Regions from separate parts of the Homo sapiens genome. Here region 2 is linked to region 1. Evidence: read pairs that join two places in POLR2A ChIA-PET (ENCODE). Cell type or tissue: HepG2. All regions are shown on one strand. Links, peaks and the distances in the headings refer to the core of each region. The heading gives the core; the rest is flanking DNA.

Region 1 (2,919 bases), core at 273-2,772:
CCAGCCCCTTGACTGTGTTTTGTTCAGGGCATTCTTCGTACTAGTTGGTTGTGGTTATAAAACAATTAGTGGGCCAGGCACGGTGGCTCATGCCTGTAATCCCAGCACCTTGGGAGGCCGAGGCGGGCAGATCACAAGGTCAAAAGATTGAGACCATCCTGGCCAACATGGTGAAACCCAATCTCTACTAAAGATACAAAAATTAGCCGGGCGTGGTGGCGTGCACCTGTAGTCCCAGCTACTCTGGAGACTGAGGCAGGAGAATCACTTGAACCCAGGAGGCGGAGGTTGCAGTGAGCTGAGATCGCGCCACTGACTCCAGCCTGGGTGACAGAGCAAGACTCTGTGTCAAAAAACAAAACAAAAAAAAAAACACACAAAAAAATTAGCGAAACAGCTTACATTCATATTTATTTTATTTTATTTTATTTATTTATTTATTTATTTATTTATTTTTGAGATGAAGTCTCACTCTGTTCCCCAAGCTGGAGTGCAGTGGCATGATCTTGGCTCACTGCAACCTCTGCCTCCTGGGTTCAAGCAATTCTCCTGCCTCAGACTCCCGAGTAGCTGGGATTACAGGCACGCGCCACCACGCCTGGGTAATTTTTGTATTTTTAGTAGAGATAGGTTTCACCATGTTGGCCAGGCTGGTCTCAAGCTCCTGACCTCAGGTGATCCACCCGCCTTGGCCTCCCAAAGTGGTGGGATTATAGGCGTGAGCAACCGTGCCCAGCCCAATTTTCGATTCCATACTTCTGCCCCATGTTGTTTTGTCTCAGAATCCATTTCTTTAAAAAATAAATCTTTTGCAGATGTGGAAAAAAAAAAAGATATGGGCATGAGATATCAGAATTCCCCAAACCCTAAGTTATTTTGTATTTATTAAAAACATTGTGTTTACTTGCTTGTAAAGAATGGGTGACCATAATAAGCAGGTTCAGAGGTTTTCTGTAAAAAAATTTTTAAAAATCTGAAGTGCATGGTTCTTATTATAAACCAATATATTTTGACAATATTGTTTTTTTTTTTTTTTGAGACAGAGTCTCCAGGCTGGAATGTAGTGGCATGTTCTCGGCTCACTGCAACCTCTGCCTCCTGAGTTCAAATGATTCTCCTGCCTCAGCCTCTGAAATAGCTGGGACTACAGTAATGCACCACCACTCCTGGCTAATTTTTGTATTTTTAGTAAAGTCAGGTTTTCACTATGTTGGCCAGGCTGGTGTTCAACTCCCGGCCTCAAGAGATCTGCCCGCCTTGGCCTCCCAAAGTGCTGGGATTACAGGCATGAGCCACTGCGCCCAGCCAGTATTACATATTTTAATAACATAAAAAACCTCCATCTGATACAGATATTTGATAATAAAAAAATTAAAAGAAAAGAATATTAGTAAACAATAAATGTCAAATTAATTTTTAAAATCTTAGAATAATTCCACAAATATCCAACATTTAAAAGCTTAATTGTCCTATCTCATAATCTTGATCTTTGTTTCATCATAAATATTCCAGTTGTGGAAAAATTTCTTAGGACTGTGCCCAAAAGCATCCTCAAGTTGGGCAACAGGAAGAGTATAGGGTTGTTTGTTTGAGACAAGGTCTTGCTTTGTCACCCAGGCTGGAGGGCAGTGGTGCAATCACAGGTCACTGCAACCTCAGGCTCCTAGGCTCAAGTGATCCTCCCACCTCAGTCTCTAGAGTGGCTGGGACTATAGGCTCATGCCACCATGCTCAGCTCATTTTTTTTTTTTTTTTTTTTTTGAGATGAAGTCTCGTTCTGTCACCCAGGCTGGAGTGCAGTGGTGCAATCTCGGCTTGCTGCAACCTCCACCTCCTGGGTTCAAGCAATTTTCCTGCCTCAGGCTCCCTAATAGCTGGGATCACAGACACTTGTCACCATGCCTGGCTGATTTTTGTATTTTTAGTAGAGATGGGGTTTTGCCATATATTAGCCGGGCTGGTCTTGAACTCCTGACCTCAGGTGATCTGCCCACCTTGGCCTCCCAAAGTGCTGGGATTACAGGTGTAAGCCACCACACCTGGCCTCATTTTTTATTATTTTTATTTATTTATTTATTTATTTTGAGACAGAGTCTTGCTCTGTCGCCCAGGCTGGAGTGCAGTGGCGCCATCTCGGCTCACTGCAAGCTCTGCCTCCTGGGTGCACGCCATTCTCCTGCCTCAACCTCCCGAGTAGCTGGAATTATAGGTGTGCACCACCACACCCAGCTAATTTTTGTATTTATAGTAGAGAAGGAGTTTGGCCATGTTGGCCAGGCTGGTCTTGAACTCCTGACCTCAAGTAATCCACTCACTTCGGCCTCCATTAGTGCTGGGATTATAAGCGTGAGCCACCACACCTGGCCTTCGTTTTTAAATTTTTTTGTAAAACAGGGTCTCACTATGTTGCCCTCACCGATAGAGATTTTTTGTTTGTTTTTTGTTTTTTAATTTTGTGGTAAAATACACATAACACAAAATTTACCATCTTAACCACTTCTGAGTGCACAGTGCAGTGGCATTAAGTACTTTCTCAGTGTTTCACTGCGTGCAACCATCACCACCATCCATCTCCAGGATTTTTCTTTTCTTTTCTTTTCTTTTTTTTTTTTGAGATGGAGTTTCACTCTGTCACCTAGGCTGGAGTGCAATGGTAAGACTCGGGTCACCGCAACCTCTGCCTTCTGGGTTCAAGCGATTCTCTTGCCTCAGCCTCCCGGGTAGCTGGGATTACAGGCATGCGCCACCACGCCTGGCTAATTTTGTATTTTTAGGAGAGACAGGGTTTCTTTATGTTGGTCAGGCTGGTCTCGAACTCCTGACCTCAGGTGATCCACCCGCCTAGGCCTCCCAAAGTGCTGGGATCACAGGCATGAGCCACTGCGCCCGGCAGTCTCCAGAATTTTTCATCTTGCAAAA
Region 2 (2,919 bases), core at 230-2,729, 68 kb after region 1:
GTTGTTGCAAAAGTAATTGTGGGCAAAACCTGCAATTACTTTTGCAACAACCTGATATTTCGGGGGAAGATTTATTTTTCTGAAACTTAATTTAGAGCCATTAACAAGTTTTCTTGACAGTAAGATCAATGACAGACATTAATGGTATTTTATTATGTTATATTACACTAATATATACATTAAGTGTATATATTACACTTAACTATATATTAAGAATAAAATAAACAGTATACACACACACACACAAACTCAACCCCTTTTATTTTCAGGTGAGAGAGCGATTACGAGTAGCACTTGAAAGATGTAGTTTGTTAGAAGAGGAATTAGGTGCCACACACAAAGAGGTAAGCTTGAGACTTCATCATGAGTTGAATTGGGGGGGGGTTATTTTTATCCTTTAATTATTAAAAGCAGCATAAGGCCAGACGTGGTGGCTCACACCTGTCATCCCAGCACTTTGGGAGACCGAGGCGGGCGGATCACCTGAGGTCAGGAGTTCCAAGACCAGCCTGACCAACATGGTGAAACCCCATTTCTACTAAAAATACAAAAATTAGCCAGGAGTTGTGGCATGTTCCTTTAGTCCCAGCTGCTCGGGAGGCTGAGACATGAGAATTGCTTGAGCCCAGGAGGTGGAGGTTGCAATGAGCTGAGATTGCACCATTGCACTCCAGCCTGGGTGACAGAGCAAGACTCTGTCTCCAAAAAAAAAAAAAAAAAGTAAAAGAAGTATAAGGACTGTAGTTGTACATATCACATGTTACTTATCTTCCCAATTGAGGACCAGCCTATCTGAGTCATTTTAAGGACTACAAAATGATGGTTACCTAAGGACTCGTCTGGCCAGTGGATAATAAATTCCATCTTCAATGATCTGGTTATTTTCGGATTGGGTAGCATTGCCATATGCTTTCTCTTTTATACTATGTTAAGCAGTTTTTAGTTGTGTTTTTCCAAAAGGAGTTTTGCTATCTTTACTTATTTCTCTTATGTAAGGTATTTTACACTCATATTCAATTTTTTGCTTTCAGCTAATGATTCTTAAAGAACAGAATAATCAGAAAAAAACTCTAACAGATGGAGTGCTGGACATAAACCATGAACAAGAAAATACACCAAGCACGAGTGGAAAGGCAAGTCTGTAGGCTTTGTCTTTATTCTGTTTGATTTCATTTGTTCACAGTATGTGTCGGGTTATGTGGAAAACAGTTGCTAAAGTACCGGCTTAGAGCTGAAGTGGTCATGAAAGTTGTGTAATCCAACAGATTGCATAAGTCAGTTTTGATTTTAGCTATTTCCTGGAAGTATTTTTATTTTATAGCTCACCAAACAAGGGTATTTAAGGATTTTTTTTTCCCCCTATCAGAGATCTTCTGATGGTTCTTTAAGCCACGAGGAAGACCTTGCTAAAGTAATTGAGCTCCAAGAAATCATAAGTAAGCAGTCAAGGGAACAGAGCCAAATGAAAGAACGCCTGGCTTCCCTTTCCAGTCATGTGACAGAACTGGAAGAGGATCTGGACACGGCTAGAAAAGATCTCATCAAATCTGAAGAAATGAACACAAAATTGCAACGAGATGTCCGTGAAGTGAGCAATAACAAAAACTACAGTCTTGTCATGAAGTTGTATGTTTGGGACGTTTTAGTTAAATGATTTTTTTTCTCTGTTTGTCTCTTACTCTCCCAATTACTTTCAACCTTTGGATTATTGTATAAGTTATATTGAAAAAGAGAGAGTGCTGTGAAACTGCCATAAGCTACCTCCCCATTTTTGTTGTGAAATCTCCTGTCCCTGAGCTCTTCAAAGTAGAGAACTAGTCCCACTGACTGACATGGCCATGAAGTGGACGCCACACTGGCCTCTCCTACCTGTGCTGCTTTAATATTCTTTAATGTCCTTGTTTGTAGATTCTTCATCTGTGCAATTTCTAGGCTGTCTTAATTTGTTCTTATGTTCAGATTGCCTTCTGTTGCACACATACTTAGCAAGCAGATATTGATACTGGCTGTGCTAGCTCACGTAGGGCAATGTGAGTATAGTCTCTTAACTGTGGGAGGGGGCGTTGCTGGCGGTCTTCTCATTTTCTGACCTGCTCCTTCAAGGAATTTGTGGCGTTGAATATTAATGGTCAAACAATCAAGAGTGGAATTTGCTTCTACATGGGTCATCAGGATCGTATAGCAAAAATATGTCACAATATACTCATTGCTGACAAATATTTCTGCCATTATAACTGTGAGAAACTATTTGATCATGAATGCCGGGCGTGGTGGCTCACGCCTGTAATCCCAGCACTTTGGGAGGCTTAGGCGGGCGGATCACGAGGTCAGGAGATCGAGACCATCCTGGCTAACACGGTGAAACCCCGTCTCTACTAAAAAATACAAAAAAATTAGCCAGGCGTGGTGGCGGGCGCCTGTAGTCCCAGCTACTCGGGAGGCTGAGGCAGGAGAATGGCGTGAGCCCAGGAGGCAGAGCTTTCAGTAAGCCGAGATCGGGACACTGCACTCCAGCCTGGGCGGCAGAGCGAGACTCCGTCTCAAAAAAAAAAAAGAGAGAAACTATTTGATCATGAAACAGTGAGGCTGAGTGCTTTCTCAGGTGCCCTTCCTGTCACTTTCTAACCTGCGCTTTGTCCCTTGTCAGGCGCCTCAACCGTTGAATGTCTGCTTTTCAGTTTGGTAGTTTGACGTTGAGTAATTTCATGTAGGAATTCACCACAGGAAGAACATTTGCATGTAGTATGTCACCTAAGGTTCTATTCTTTGGCTACAGCAGGAGATTATGTGGCAGAGATTAATATGCAGAGAATTTTGAAATTCTTTTAAGACCTATCACTTTTATTTTTTAATTTTTTATTTTAACTTTTAAGTTTGGGGTACACGTGTAGGTCTGTTACATAAGTAAACTTGTGTCCT

What was found. Peaks named below come from ENCODE experiments on the same cell type or tissue, not always from the same donor. Only the 100,000 strongest peaks of a DNase experiment are listed, where the experiment ranks them.
Region 2: POLR2A ChIA-PET joins it to region 1 with 8 read pairs; 5 of 35 experiments call an interaction of 5 or more read pairs at or near these places.

What each region holds. Positions count from the first base shown.
Region 1 is chr11:70,257,625-70,260,543 of GRCh38, forward strand. No RefSeq gene overlaps it. Among named protein-coding and RNA genes, the nearest start is that of PPFIA1, 12 kb to the right of the region's middle. In HepG2, for the core only: no CTCF peak of the experiment used is centred there; a DNase peak (open chromatin) is centred at 1,637.
Region 2 is chr11:70,325,231-70,328,149 of GRCh38, forward strand. It overlaps PPFIA1 (PPFI scaffold protein A1), which reads left to right. Exons shown (of 28, transcript NM_003626.5): 5 at 270-344; 6 at 1,032-1,133; 7 at 1,367-1,588. It overlaps LOC105369373 (a long non-coding RNA gene), which reads right to left and starts at 2,024. Exons shown (of 2, transcript NR_188532.1): 1 at 1,870-2,024. In HepG2, for the core only: no CTCF peak of the experiment used is centred there; no DNase peak of the experiment used is centred there.